2 separate regions of the Mus musculus genome follow, and region 2 is linked to region 1. Evidence: chromatin contacts called from ENCODE Hi-C or POLR2A ChIA-PET data. All regions are on one chromosome and are shown on one strand. The core of a region is the stretch at or near the end of the contact, and the rest is flanking DNA. Distances in the headings are between cores, read along the strand shown. Region 1 has its middle 52 kb from the start of Kcnj5. Region 2 holds the start of Kcnj5 (potassium inwardly-rectifying channel, subfamily J, member 5).

What was found. A loop is a pair of places that touch in the nucleus more often than their neighbours do. ChIA-PET counts read pairs that join two places held with the same protein, here RNA polymerase II (POLR2A).
Region 2: a map of heart shows a loop between it and region 1 (3-fold over the local background). The contact joins the promoter of Kcnj5 here to the enhancer-like site in region 1. A Hi-C loop is called at or near these places in 2 of 37 maps with a recorded cell type or tissue (heart and mouse trophoblast stem cell). POLR2A ChIA-PET finds 5 or more read pairs at or near these places in 2 of 5 experiments (Patski and embryonic stem cell).

Annotation. Positions count from the first base shown.
Region 1 is chr9:32,289,051-32,296,299 of GRCm38, reverse strand. No RefSeq gene overlaps it. Among named protein-coding and RNA genes, the nearest start is that of Kcnj5, 52 kb to the left of the region's middle. Within about 2 kb of position 3,584, at least 1 of the 3 ENCODE cell types and tissues checked has a DNase peak (open chromatin) inside an H3K27ac peak, as active enhancers do; it is heart, where a contact is called at or near this core.
Region 2 is chr9:32,340,397-32,347,688 of GRCm38, reverse strand. Kcnj5 (potassium inwardly-rectifying channel, subfamily J, member 5) reads left to right here and starts at 3,345. Exons shown (of 4, transcript NM_010605.5): 1 at 3,345-3,585; 2 at 5,165-5,467. It overlaps Gm39317 (a long non-coding RNA gene), which reads right to left and starts at 216. Exons shown (of 5, transcript XR_870611.2): 1 at 1-216.

The DNA.
Region 1 (7,249 bases), core at 2,335-4,834:
CTGAGGCAGATCTGCAGAGAGAGGGTTCCCAGCAGCTTTTAAGTAAGGCCATTCATCCACTGTAGAAGGTGCCATACGGAAGGACAGTGTGGACACTGGGCACTCAATCAGGGGATAAAGGTGTTAGCTCACGAAGGGGAGACAGACAGTGTCTGGTGAGAGTTAAGAGGTGCCGCTGATGAGCAGGAGAGAAAGGTAATAAAAAGAACAGGAGGTTGGAGTCAGGACTCCCTGGCTTTGTGTCTGAACAGCTGGTGTGCTTGTGAGTCTTCTGTTACCATACAAACACCCACAGGAAATCAACTTGTGAAGAGACGCGGCCTGTGTTCGCTCACAGTTTGGGAAGTTTCAGTCCATGGTTGCTTGATCCCATTCTTTGGAGCCTGTGGTGACAGAGCAAAGCTACTCACCTTGTTAATGCAAGAATTACAAACTTATCTTGGGGAGTTTATCCTGGAGCCGAATATGAGTGCACACATCCCAGGGAAGACAGATTTAGGTTATCCCAAATTTCATCTTGTAAATGTAGCATTAGTTTGGTGAAGTTTTTATAACAAAAGAAAATGACAAACCAACATTCTTTCCAAACACTCTGATGATTCTGTTGGGTTGGCGTGTTCTACTGTGGGTTGTTACCAAACGATGGCCTAAGTCATCAACGGAAAGCTTTGTCCACCACCATCTGCCCAGGTCATCTGTCTTTGCAAGCCCATCAGCATGGAGTCCTGGAGCATGCTCAGAAGCAGACACACAGCTTGCTAACAAGACCCACAGTTCTTAACTTTTGGAACAGAGGGCTGAACCTCGGCAACTGAGAAGATTCAACACAAAGCCAGGCAAGGATACAGGATGGCAGACCAGGGACAGCTTGAGCTGTTGCCAGCATCCCTGTTTCCCATACTCCCCTGCTCATCAAACCTGTGTCAACAGAGACAGGCATTAATCTCAGAAGTCATTAGAAGGCATGGGGAACAGATGAGGTACGAGCAGCAGGTGTGTCCACCCGGAGGAAGCATTCGCCATCTGCTCAGTAAAAATACCAAGGAAGAAGACCGGAAGATGGGATGGGAAGCTCAACCCTGTCTGGTGCCCTCCTGGGGATCCATGCCCAGGCAAGGTTGATTGCGGGAACTTTACACCTCCAAACTGCTTATCATATCTGCCTCAGCACTGGTGGGAGTTGGGGGTGGGGATGATTTGGATGTGGAGTTAATTAAGAGAGCTGATTAGGACCTTGTCCTGAGGTCCTTAGGACAAGGCCTGAAACACAGTGATCATAAGTGTTAAATACAGCGATAGAACAATGGCAGCATCAGTAATTTATTATCCTTCAAAGGCAGGAGTCAGAGACAGATAAACCTAGATGTGAACTGTCATTCACTGTTTTTCCAGGGCTCTCTACCAGTAAGTCCTGTGAACGCTGGCCTCTGTTTCTTTCCCTTTAGCTGCATGTGGTGTAGAGCTGTTGGGGAGGAGAGTAGAAGACACCAGTTGTAGGTTAGTAAATTCCAAGAGTAGTCTCCCCCAGGCAAGGCTAATCTTTAGCTAAAGTGGCATCTCCCCTCTGGGAATATTCCCTAAGATGTTGTGATGCCTATTTTTATGTGTGAGGCCTGGGACAAGGAGCTGAGGTATGTGGCTAAGAACTGTCCTAGCATTTTTCTGGTAATAGACAGCTGGGCTCCATAGTCAGGGATTAGACATGCAAAGAACCTGGCCTCTGTGAAGGTGTGTGTCAGATGAGGCAAGCATTCAAATTAGAGAACATTGGATAAAACACACTGCTCTCCTTAATGTAGGTGGGCCTCATCTAGCCAGGGGGTTGAACAAAAGGAAACAAAGTTCTGACCAATTCTGAACCAGAAGGTTTCTCCAGCAGACTATTTTTGATTGGAACGGCCTCATGAGCTCCTTGCAGGGTCACTGGCCTACTGCAAATGTTTTGGACTTGCTACCTTCCAGAATATTCTGAGCTAGTTCTGTAATTTCTATATATGTGTGTGTATACTACCTATTCTGTTTTTCTGGAGAATCTTGACAAATACATGGGCAAAATTCTGATAGCTGGGAGGATAAAGAATGAGGAAATCTAATCACAGACCTAGCCCAACACCCAAGGAAACAAGACCATGGCCTGCCTGACATCAGGGTCTCTTGCTAGGTTGTGCTTCCATTCCATCAGTGCCAAGGACAATGGTTTCACTGATGACCAAGATGACATGGAGCTGGAGGAGTGACAGGCTCTTACACGGGACAGGGAGCGCTTGCTCTTTATAAGAGGCATGGAGTCACCGTTACTATCCAGACATTGTGCTGGCCTTTGGGGGTAGCAATAGCAACGTGGTGGATTCCATAATAGCTCCGTAACACAGTCTGCTGGGCACACATTATTCTATGTATAAACAAGATAGAAGAAGAAGACCTGAAGTTTCACAGACGTAAAGATGGAGGAAATATACCTCATAATGAATGAAGTCCGAGAATGGTGACAGGAGAACAGGAGGGTCTTGCCTTCCTCGGGCGCTGACTTACTCAGTGCACACAGCGCAGCCCTGAGACAGTCCTGTAGTCCTCTCACTTTACTCAGGAGGACTTTGGATTTAGACAGGCTTGGTACCCACGTGGGTGCTCACAACTGCCTAAGAACAGGGCTACGATTTGAATCCAGACCCTGGGGTGCCTTTGCCATTTCAGTATCACTGTAGAGAACTCTTATTCCAAGTTTGTCCAGTGTTCTGCTCAACAGTGCATGGTCAGTTATAGAAAGTTCAGTGGCTGTCAGTTACCCAGCCTGGCTATGTCTACTCTCAAATGTATCCTTTCCATTTTTTTGAGAAATTAAGATAAAATACATCTATAGCAGTTTAGGACTGAGTTGCGATGTCACTGTGTAAAATGGCAAACACAGCAAGAGGCCGGAACATGAAGAGCTTGATGCTACTAACCAGATGCATTGAGAACACATTGAATTGTGTGTCTTTTGTCAGAGCCTAGCCCTCACCCAGGAATTCACTCAATAAGCAATTATCACACACCAGGAGCAAGATAGCTAGTGAACAGTGAAGATTCAGAGAACACGGAGAGCCTACCTATATCATAGGTCCCTTCCCCCAGGCTAAATGGAAGTGAGGACAGAAAATATGGACTCCAGCAACTTGAAAGGAAGTGCAAGGGCTCTGCAGAAGTACCCTGCAGGGCAGCCTTTAGATGGTCTCCTCTCTGGTGGTACTATTCAACATATCCTGAGGTTTTTCACCTCAGCAAAGTGATCATGCTGCCACTCCAGTTCCCATGGAAACCAAACTGGGACAGGATGTGCGGCAGCCTCTCAAGGTTATCAGCACCAAGGACAGTAGAGACAAAGAGCTCATCACTCCTGTGGTCCTGGACCCCCAGCACACCTTCCTGCTGTGTGAGTGCTGAGAAGCACTGCAGAAGCAGGCTCCTGGTTCCCTGCTGCCTCCCGGCCTGCTCTGGCGTCTGTTTCCGGCATGGACAAGCCCAGTGTTGTGTCTCTCCTCCTCCCTCCCCTTAGAGCCACCAAGGCTCCAAGTGAGTCATCTTCATTATTGGCTTCAGGAAATGACTTCCGGGAGTCAGGGATTGCTGCCTGGAAGGCCATCTGAACAAAAGCTGGCTCCTCAGGATACAGAGCAGGTGGCAACTGCCTGTCCCAAGTGAACCCCTGGCCCATATGTGCCCCCTACCATATCCCCCCTCCACACCGCTGCCCCCAGGTCTGCACAGATTAGCTCTTGTTAGCCCTCCTTCTCTCTTCTAAAGTTCTGGCTATTTCTCTAGCAAAGATTCTTCAGTTCTTCCAGACACTCAGAATTCTTAGCAGGGTCAGCTGTTACCTTAGAGTTTATCAGGGCTCTTGAACACAGTTGTACCCAGTCCCAGGAACTTAAAACAAATGCCTTCCGGTTGTTGTGAGACTGGAAATGCAGGGTCAGAACTTTGTCTGCCTTGCTCTGAAGACAGTCCTCTCTGAGTATCCAGCACCAGGCAAATAGGTGGTAAATAGGATACAACTTGTATTTTCTGGCCTGGCAGAACACAGTTTACCTGGAGCATCACAAGAATTCTGCATCTCTTCCAGTCCCTACCTTAAGCATGATCAATGCCTGGAGCCTGAGAACATCTAAGGCTTAAGCCTTCAGGAGACTATCAATAGAGAATCTCTTAGTCTTATTGTTAGGACCATCCCTTAAGAAGTTTATAAACAAAAATAGGAGCTTGGAAGATAGCTCAGTAATGTGCTCTTTGTACAAATACAAAGATCTGAATTTGATCTTAGAATTCACTGAAGAAGGTATTGGCACTGAGTTTGGGGAGAGGAAGCTGGGCGGTACGTTGGGGGTCAGGAATGTCTTAGCTGTGGGACATTAGAAAAGATAACGATCCGTCTGTGTTCACAACTACACAAAGTGGGCTGCACAGCTTCTGGCTGAGTTAATGATTAGCAGCCATTCATTCAAAGGACCAGGCTGTGAGGAACACCGCCCACAGGAAGCCTGCTCCCTCTGCCTGGTGGTAGAAGAAAGTTAGAAGGGATGTAGTGAGGGAAACAGAAGCCAAAGCTCGGGGTCACTGGGCCAAGTTTTTGTTAGCAGGGAGTACCTGTCCCTCCTACAAACGAAACCACAGAGTAGGCAGCACCAGTACCTCACTTTACAAATGGGAACCACAAGGAGGCTTCAAGAACACTGAGAGATACTAAGACTCACAGCTGGGAACTAGAGGGACAGCATTGTCATCCAATATGATAAAGCCCAGATTCTCAAGAGGGACTCAACTCAAGATGGTCTTTCCCAGAGGATCCTGAGGGAAGATCACCTTGTTATCAGCTGTTGTCCCTGCTGAAAACTGGCTTCTAACCACCAGGTAAAGAGGTAAGTTGATAAAGGGGTTGTTTTCGAAAGTATGGGCTGGATTGGTAGGAAACTGTGGGGGTGGTACAGACTCTGGGGCATGGCAAAAAGTGACTTGGCCCCTGGCATGCAGACTGTTGAATGTAGAAGCACTTCTCCCACCCCCAGAACCTGGAGACTCTGCAGGGGAACACAGGGTCCCACAGGGAAGCAGATTCCATCAGCTCACTTTGCTCCCTATTCCCCGCATCACCTGAAGATTCTCCCATGGAGATACAGCAGGGGTATCTCCAAGGGCTTGAGAAGCAGGGCAAGAGGAAAGGTGGGGTGGTTTGGAGAACAGACAGACAAGGCACATAGGTATGCCCCTCCCTTGGGAGCTCTGAGCTTTCTGCTCAGCAGGATACACACACAACTCACCAGAGCACCAGGTAGCCATCCCCCCAATTTCCAGTGTCTCTCTGGAATGGGAGTCTAGCGCTAGCACCCTGCATCTGGTTGGCAAGGAGGTGATGAGGCTGTTCCTCTTCTGGGAACTTAATGGGTACCCACAAACACTGGCAGGGACAACAGCTAACAACAATTTCATTACCAAGCTCATCTGTGTGGACCAGAAAGAGCCAGGGACAACAGGAGGCCTTCGGTTCAGCACCCCATCTCCCTCATTTCTACCTCAGAGGTTTTCTTGTTCTGTATCACGGTGCTGTCACCATTCTTCTCTTCTCTCCTGGATGTCACAGCCCTCAGTCCGTGTCTCCTATGACCCACTGTACTCCAGGCTCCTGGAGACATTTTCCACTTTGAGGACTGCTTAGTCATTCCCTGACACCCTGTTGTCTCTCTCGGGAAGAGCTTCATTCTTGAATTCCCAGATCTTTTCCCTAGCAGGGACAGTGGGATCTCACCGGTATTGTAAGATTTCATTCTGCATAGATTGTGAGACTCAATGCTTCCAGAGGTTTCCCCACAGCACCTGGATCCTCCACAGAGTGGTGTGAGGAAGCCACTCTTCATGAAGAGGCACTGAGAGGAAAGAACCTTGAGAGTTCCTGTTGTCCCTCAGGAGTTAGACAGAAGTCACAGAGGGTGAACAGTACAGGCAGGAGGCACAAGCTAACGGAATCACAACTCAGGCCAAAAGACACAGAGAGACCATCATTTTTAGCCCTCCCCTCAATTCAACAACTCATCCATCTATCTTGTTGGACTCTAGCATGTGTCTGTAGCTCTGATAAATGCTGTTCACATACCGCGTCTTACAGTCCTTCATCTGAGCATAGAGAGTTCTTTCTCTCGAACAAGGAGAAACCAAGTGTGCAAGCAAATGGAGCATGGACTCAGAGCAGGTTTGGGGCCAAAGGCCATGCATGGTTACTCATGTCCCTCTTTCCCCCACACTTCTGGAAAGGCATCTCAGGAAGCCCCACTGGGACTCCCAGAGGCTTCAGCTACTCTGAAGAACTGAGCCAGGGGCCAGCAAGATGGATTCGTGGGTAAGGGCACTTGTTGCCAATCCTGATATTTGAGTTTGATACCTAGGTGGTAGAAGAGAATCAACTTCAGCAAGTTGCCCTCTGGTCTTTACATGTGCATGATGGCAGGTGTACACACACACACACACACACACACACACACACATTTAATCAATGTCCCTGAATAATTGTATAATAACTCACAGCTCACTCCCTGGGGATATGTGCTCAGCTGCCTCCTTACTTACAGGATCAATCCACAAGGCCTCCACGGGCTTCATGTTTTACTTAGGATTTCTACTGCTCTGAAGAGACACCATGGCTATACCAACTTTTATAAAAAAAAAAAAAAAAAAAAAAAAAAAAAAAAAAAAAAACATTTAATTAGGGTTGCCTTACAATTGGTTTAATCAGAGGTTTAACCCATTATTGTTATGTAAAGAAACATGGTGATGAGTAGGCAGACATGGTGCTGAAGAAGGAGTCAAGAGTTCTACATCTTGGATTGGCAGCCAGCGGGAAGAAAGAAAGACAATGGCCCTGGATTGAGCATCTGAAGCCTCAAAGCCCAAGCTCAGTGACACACTTCCTCCAATAAGGTCACACCTCCTAATAGTGCCACTCCCCATGAACCTATGGGGCCATTTTCATTCAAACTTCCACGATAGCCATCTACAGGGTAGAAACCAGAGGAGTGCTGATGCCTTCATCTGTCTTCCAAGGACTAAAAACAAGATTCTTTGAGGTCTCTGTCTATGTTTTGGTGAACATTAAATCAACAGTAGCCATTCAGCAGCTGATCTGTGGGTGAAGTGCAGGGGACTCATTTTCCAGCTCTAAGTAGCCCATGGTGCATCTTTAAGCAGGACTGTGGCCCAGAAAACCTGGGTGACCTTTCCAGAA
Region 2 (7,292 bases), core at 2,096-4,595, 52 kb before region 1:
GTCTGTGCAGCCTATATTGCTACAGTGTTGCCTCGGAGCTATCATTAAATAAGGTAGGGACAGGTTGACATTAGCATTGGTTGCCAAGTACATGCCAGGTGAGTCCGTCTCTCACACAGTGTGGACACACTGTGCCTTGATAGGGCAGGACAAGATGTGTGACATTTTATTATGCTACTCAGAATCACATGCAATTTAAAACTTATAAATTGAGTATTTCTGAAATGTCCCACTTGGCTTATTCCAACCACGGCTGCTGCCTCCTGGGAACTGAAACTAGAGAAAGTCTAACAGTGAGTGAGGAGGGACTGCTGTGTGCATGGCCAGTGTTCACTGATTGGAACACTGTGTGTGTGTGCACACGCGCGCGCGTGCAATTTTAGTATAAAGAAACCATAAGAACAGAAAAAAATTCAGGTTGCTAATTCTTGAGGGTAAACGAGATACTACTGTAAGTAGCTGCAGTTGTATCAGCAACGCCTATTTTTTAGTATTTTTTTTAAGTTGCATTGTTGCCAGCTGACTATTAATTAGATATCGTGGAAAACCTCATTGATTGATATCTACTGTTCCTGGAGGGCTTATTAACAAACACGGGAATGGATGAGAGATCCTCCTAGCATAAGAAAACAGTACTTAAAATATTTGTCTTAAAAGAGATTTAGTTAGGACTTGAGAGTATAACTCAACAAATTCTTTTAATTAATATTTTATCTGGCAGGAAATATTTATGAGACATTACTAGCCTCATAAATGCAAATGGAATTTCTATAAATAGGTGAAAAAATAATTTCCTGTAAGTGTCATATTCTAAAGAGAAACTTTTTAACTAGGAATTCAGTCCCTGCTCATGAAAGAAAGAAAGAGAAGCAAATGAGAGAGGACAGAGGAGGTGTGTCTGCATGCTAATTAACAGTGATAACCCACAGCAGCCGGCTACCTTCTGTAGCCCTCATTAATTTCCAGACAATGAAAGACACACTTAGCACCTTTCAGGCTCTCTAAGTAGTTCTAAGTAGTTCTAAGCCATCCAGCAGTCTTGTCATTTATCCTTAGATGCCATTTGTGCTCTCTCGCAGACTTGGGCTGGAAACTCCCAGACCACCCTACATTTCTGAACAACAGTGGAGACTAAAAATCCCACCCACTACCTCTCATTATCCAGGCCTAGGCTAAAAACTGGACGTCGATTGTTCTGCCTCTGGTTCAAGGTCCCAACCCTTGAGAGAATGCTGTCGAAGCAGAACCTTCCTGCTCTACTTTGTTCCACCACGAGGCAGACAGAGCACCATGCTCTCTGTAGCAATCCAAAGGCCACTGCTGCTACACGGTGGAACACGAAGCCAAGACTCAGCAAAAAGCTTCATGTTGGGCATAGCTGGCTCTCAGAGCAACACAGCCCAGCTACTCCTGACAACCAGGAAACCAAAGAATTAAAGACCCCCTACTGAGCGTTAAACCAACACCTAATGGCTGTGCTGGCTAGTTTCATGGCAACTTTACACAAGCTAATTAATGTCTTCAGAAAGGAGGAGACCTCAACTTTGAGAATGACTCCCTAAGCTCTGGCCGTAGGGCATCTTCTTAGTTAGTGACTGATGGCAGAGGGCCCAACCCACTGTGGGTAGTCCCACCCCTGGATTCTATATTAAGTCAGACTGAGCAAGCCATGATGAGCAAGCCGGTAAGCACCACCTTTCATGTCCTCTGCATCAGCTTCTGAGTCCAGGTTCTGGTCATGTTGAGCTCCTGTCCTGACTTCCTTCAGTGATGGACTGTGAATGTGGAGGCAGAAGCCGAATAAACCCTCTCCTTTGGGTGCTGAACCCCAAAAACTGTGTAACAGACAGAGAGATGTTAAGGTTGGGACTAGTGAAGGCACCAGCAGACAGCCACGTGCTGGCTCTCCCAGACAGCAGCCCTCCCTGTGCAGTGAGTGACATTCCTGTCTTTCCTACGGTTCATTGAAGAATAGAGTCCTCTATGCTCAAAGCCAAGAACAGTCCACAAAAGAGGGAGAGTGGGGTTTGTGCCTGCAATGAGAAAGACCTAGGCTGGGGTAGAGACTAACAGTGGATTCCCAGAAGGAAGGATATTCAGACCCCCAGAGCAGCAGCCAATGTGGTCTGTACATGGAGGCTGTCACACAGAAAATGAAATACATTCAAGAGATCTATGCAGAGAAGTAGAAACAGAATAATGTACAACGGACTGGAAGGTGGGTGGAACCTTGAGGAAACACGGGGGTTCGGGGGCCGGGGGCCTTTTAATGCCATCATTGAAAAGCTTTTTCCTTCAACACATGTACATAGGACGTTGCAACAGAAATGACATTATAGTTTTAATATTTTACAAGAAGAACTTTTGGGAACAGAGAAGAAAGTAGAGAGTGGGAGGAAAGGCCAGCCCCCTTACCTGAAGATGGTTCAGGTCTCACTTGCCTTTCAAGGGAAGGCCATATCCATTTCAATGAATAGCCATTCCCACTCACCTATAGACTACCCTAAGCAGAATGCTCCAACAAAAGACCCACTTCCCTTCTCCCTTCTCTAGACTTTCCCCTTCAGTTATAATCAGGTCCCAGTCTCAAGAGCCAGACCCAGTAACAGCTTAAGGTCCCCCCCTAGACTGTGACTCCGGACTTCCAGGGGAATGTCCCCCACCTGCTGCATCTGGCTTCTTGATAGGCAGGGAAGTTCGGACAACAGCCCCCTCAAAGTGCCCAGAATGACTGAGCAGGTGTTCCCCCCTCCCCTTGCAAGGCTCTGAGCCTGAATTTTCTGCCCTAAGAGTTTCTTCTGTCTGCTCCTCCGCACCCTCTAAACACAGGCACGCGGGCGCTCACACACGTGCGGGGGCGCTTACACACGCGGGCGATCACACACACACATGTACACGTGAGCTTTCCCACATATTCACGGGAAGCTCTCACACACATCTGGTGGCGCAGGTCTCTGACCCTCGCTTAAGCGTGGCCAGAAGCACAGGAGCATCAACAAGGAGGTCTTGGAGGGAGGTGGCGAAGGGGGAGTAGTGGGCAGGAGAGTAGGGAGGAGGCTGCCCGCTCTCTCTGGCCCTGCGTCCGGCACCGGACTCCTTCCAAGTGACTGTGACCCCCGATACCAACAGCCCCCACCCATCTCCACCATATACCCCATTGTGCAAGCATTTCTCCCATTGCTGCCTTTCTTTGTGGTTCTCCTTTGCCTGTGGCCCTTTAAATCGCGTTCTATCCAGAGATTCAATTGTAGGGGGACAGAGGGAGGAGAACCCGGGAGGGGGGGCGGGGGGACGGGAGGAGATGGGGAGGGAGAAGAGAGGAGGGCGGAGAGGAGAGGGACAGCAGAGAGCCTCCCGCTGTTCTCTCTAGATAGAAGGGCGAGGCAGACCGGTGAAGGGGCGGGAGGTTTAGACGCCTCTGCTAGCTGGACCTGCGACACCAGAGTGGCTCGGGGCGTCTGCCCGTCCGTAGGCAATGCCTGAGGCTAGGGAATCCCCTGGAGAGCCCTGAGAGCCACCTGCACCGCCTTGGAAGGATCTCCAGAAGTTAGCCCCAAGGGTTCGGAGAAGCTCTCTGCGCTACAAGTAAGTTGTCTCCTTTCTCTCGCGTCCCTCCCCCAGCCCAGCGACTCCCCAAACCGGACCCTCACTAGGTGTCCTGTGGTTCTAAAAGAAGGCTTTCCCCTACCGGAGCCTGTCGGGTTGAGACAGGATGGGAACAAGATCCGGTGGTCCAAAGTTCAACAAACTGAAGCTGGCCTTAGCTGCCGGCCTCCCCAAGATGAGGAGTCCAGCCTCCCCAGGACCATAAACGCCCTGCTCCCAGAACCAGACCAGGATACCTGCGGGACTGAAACCTTCCATCTTTGGCTTGCTTGGCCAGGCCTTGGGAGGAGATAGAGAGAACCTTGCTCCCAGAAACAGCTTCAGGTGGGGGCAGAGATGGTCGGGTAGGGCGACCCCCTGGACTGTAGACTCTCTGCCCCAGCTGCTTTCTAATCTAACTGCTTTGCGGTACCAGTCTTCTCAGAATTGGTCACTACCTGTATGCTTTCCTTCTTTTGAAAACATTTCTGCAATTGTTCAAAAGAAGGGTTAAAGATAAAAGGTGGAGGAAGACAAGCTATAGCATTTTCCTGATGGTGGCTCTCCTTGGAGATCTGCTCTGTAGCACCTGATTCTGCCAGGGCCTCCTTTAAACGCAAGGGCAGGCCACTAGGAGGGGGGTTTCTAGCCTGGGACTGTGGAGCAGTGTTCAGTGTTGGCTTCTCGAAATTTCATGGGCTATTCCCAAAAGGCAGTGGAGACTCTAGCCTGCCCAGCATCCATACCAAGATCCCGGGGCGCTATCGAGGGGAACCTTTCAAACACCAGGCAAACAGTGGGAATGCAAATGCTCACTGTGACTCTTCTCAGTTAAACGGAGACTAGCAAGCCTGTCCCACAGCACAGAAATGGCAGCTCTGAGAGGGTGAGTAACTGAGATTACAACGGGAGAGTCTCCACAGTATCTGACTCCAAAGTGTAGCTATTCTTTCTCCTAAGCAAGCTGCCTGGGCCACCGAGCATGGGAATCCCTGCGGAGAAGCAGGGGACAGCAGCTAATATTTACAGAACCGGGGTGTTGAGCTGGAACGGGGTCCTGGGAGTTAACCTGTGGGGCAGAACTACGTTTTCTTGCTTTCTAGAGGGAACTAAAGTACACGGATGTCTGAGCTCTAAAGGGAGGTTCTAATCTTCACAGTCCTTGCCAGCCCCTGGCTTCAAATCCAGAGCTTATTACCAAACACTAACCCTGTAAGGTATACCACCTTCCTGGGATCCATGCCTTTGCTTAGCAATAGTCTCTCTCCACCTCCTTTGTTATTTGAGACACAGGTTATCACTATTCAGACCTGGCTAGCCTAGAACTCACTATGTAGACCAGATTGACTTCATAGACACCTGCCCACCTCTGGAGTGCTGGGATTAGAGGCATGAGCCACCATGTCTGTTTTACATGCATGCAGTCTTGAGTTCCAACCCAGGGTTTCCCAGGCTCTGGCAGGTGAGCTGAGCTGTGGGATTTATAAAAGGATTAAATTGGGCTGTGCCATCAAAGGCTTAGCTAGACTCCTTGGGATCAGAGACTTTTGAGTAAGTCCCCGATATACTTATCTTACAGGGGAAGGCTCAGCTTCCAGTGGGAGCCCTAGGGAACAGGGTGTACTTGGGAGCATGGCAGCATCAGATCACCACTGAAAGAGGTGCCATCCCAGAGATAACTTCATCCTCCAACAGCACCCAGCCATCTTCCCCACGCTGACCACCTAGCTGCCCAACAGCAAAAGCACCCACCACTCTGCCACCGCCTCTCCAAGATGGCTACCTACTGCTGGCCGGGCACTCTGAAACAGCACTTCTTGCTTAAGAGCACATCTGCTTTAAGCATAAAATGAGTGTGTTCTATGCTCCATCTAGCAAGCAGGTCAGTTGTGGGAGGGGAGAAGGCAGGAGGGAGGGCGGGAGATGGATGGAGTTGGTCATCCCTTCTGCCCAGAGCTGTCCCAAAGCAGAGATTTCTACTCTGTATAAGTCAGATCTCAGAAGGATTCCCCAGTGTATATTCCCCCGAGGCTGCTTTCTGTATCCTGACATTCAGAACACTCTTTTCATGGGTCCCATGGATATAATAAGGTATCCTTGTGACTGTATCCTGTTGGCCTTGCTCTTTATGGTACATGATGAACAGGCTGCAAGGTTCCTCTGTAAGGGACCTTACAAGTGTATGACTGGGTTTCTGATCCATGAATTCAATTCAGGAGCCTTCTAAGGCTACTGTGGTCATCTGCATAGCAGTGGGCTTGGTCTCCGGTTCCCACTCCCTCCTTAGATTCTGGGACTCTGAATACCTTCTGGGACCAAGCCACCAGAGGGTATGCTGGAAGTTCAAATGCCTGAAAACTTCATCCACTTCTGAACACTATTTAAAATCAGCTCAGCATCCAGTTGATCACCTAGCACGCACCAAGAATACATTATTGTTGGAGCCTTTCGAATGTAGTCATCTGGGCAGGGTTGTTTTCCATTTAAGAGAACATTAGCTAAAGCTTGCCTGTATTTTCCAAGCAAATACTGACCAGAATTTTAGACTGCGGGTGGAGGACAATGGGGCAAAATTGAGTCGGGGGGCAGGGATCCATGAGTGGCGCAGTGTAGCCATTTTAGATTAAGCTTTCCACTATGTGTTAACTGGTCACTGAGAGGCAGTGTTTCTGAGGGGACCCATCAGCAGCTGACTACTAAGACACTTCTCAGCCATGGAGAAATTTTCCCATCTCTTTGTCTTCCTTTTCTTCCCCTCTAGAGACAGGAGAATGAGAGTTCAGATACAAAGAATTACTGGGAGAAATGTGAATAAATTTGCCTGAATGTATTTTTTTTCCAAAGCAATTTAGGAAGTGGGTTTCTTTTAGATTATTTTAAAAGCCGACAGAGGAAAGGCAATGGGAGGGACTGGGTAGCTGTCCTGGGTATCTGGTCCCGCCTACCTTGACTTTCTGATAAGGAGGCTATTCTTGTCAACAGAGCCCAGGGTGACATCAACCTTTGCCAAGAGCTGTGTTAAAGCTAAATGTCACATAGGACCCTGGGGGTCCTGGCTAGAGGTTAAATCTTAAGTTCTTCTGTCAGTCCAGACCAGAGCAGGCTGGGGGCAAAGGTCAGGGATAATCAGACCAATCAGCAGGTAGCAACTGATCTTCCTGGTCTCCAAGGACAAGTGCGTAGGCTGAGCAGAGTCTGGGAGAGATGATAAAGCAGACGGAGCAGGGCAGGGATTGGCAGGTAGCTCCTCTCCTCGTGGCCCTGACATAGCTGTTTAGGCTGGGAATTACTGCCTGTCTCTCAGCTTCTTTCCCATCCCAGACTCCCAATCTTACAACTAGGGAGACTTTAGTGAGAAAGGGGCAAAGCAAGAACCAAGAGGACTCAGATGCCATTTGGAGCTGAGGCTGTGTTCTAAGAGTCTATCCCTCAGCCATCTTGACACTGGCTCTGGCCACTAAGAATTCAATACTTCAGCTTTGTGGGCAGTGGATCAGAAAAGTGACCCACATATGGTACTACCTCTGCCCTAAGAAGGTGGTTGTCTCTAATGCAAGAGAAGCCATGGATGTCCAGGTCCCTAGGGCCCTTTACAAAGAAAAGCTGTCATGAGAGCCAGCTAACTTTCATAGAGCACAGAAATCTCAATGAACAGCAGCCTTCCTCACCCTCATCAGGTAGGCTTGCTTGTTTTGTAAACCCATCTT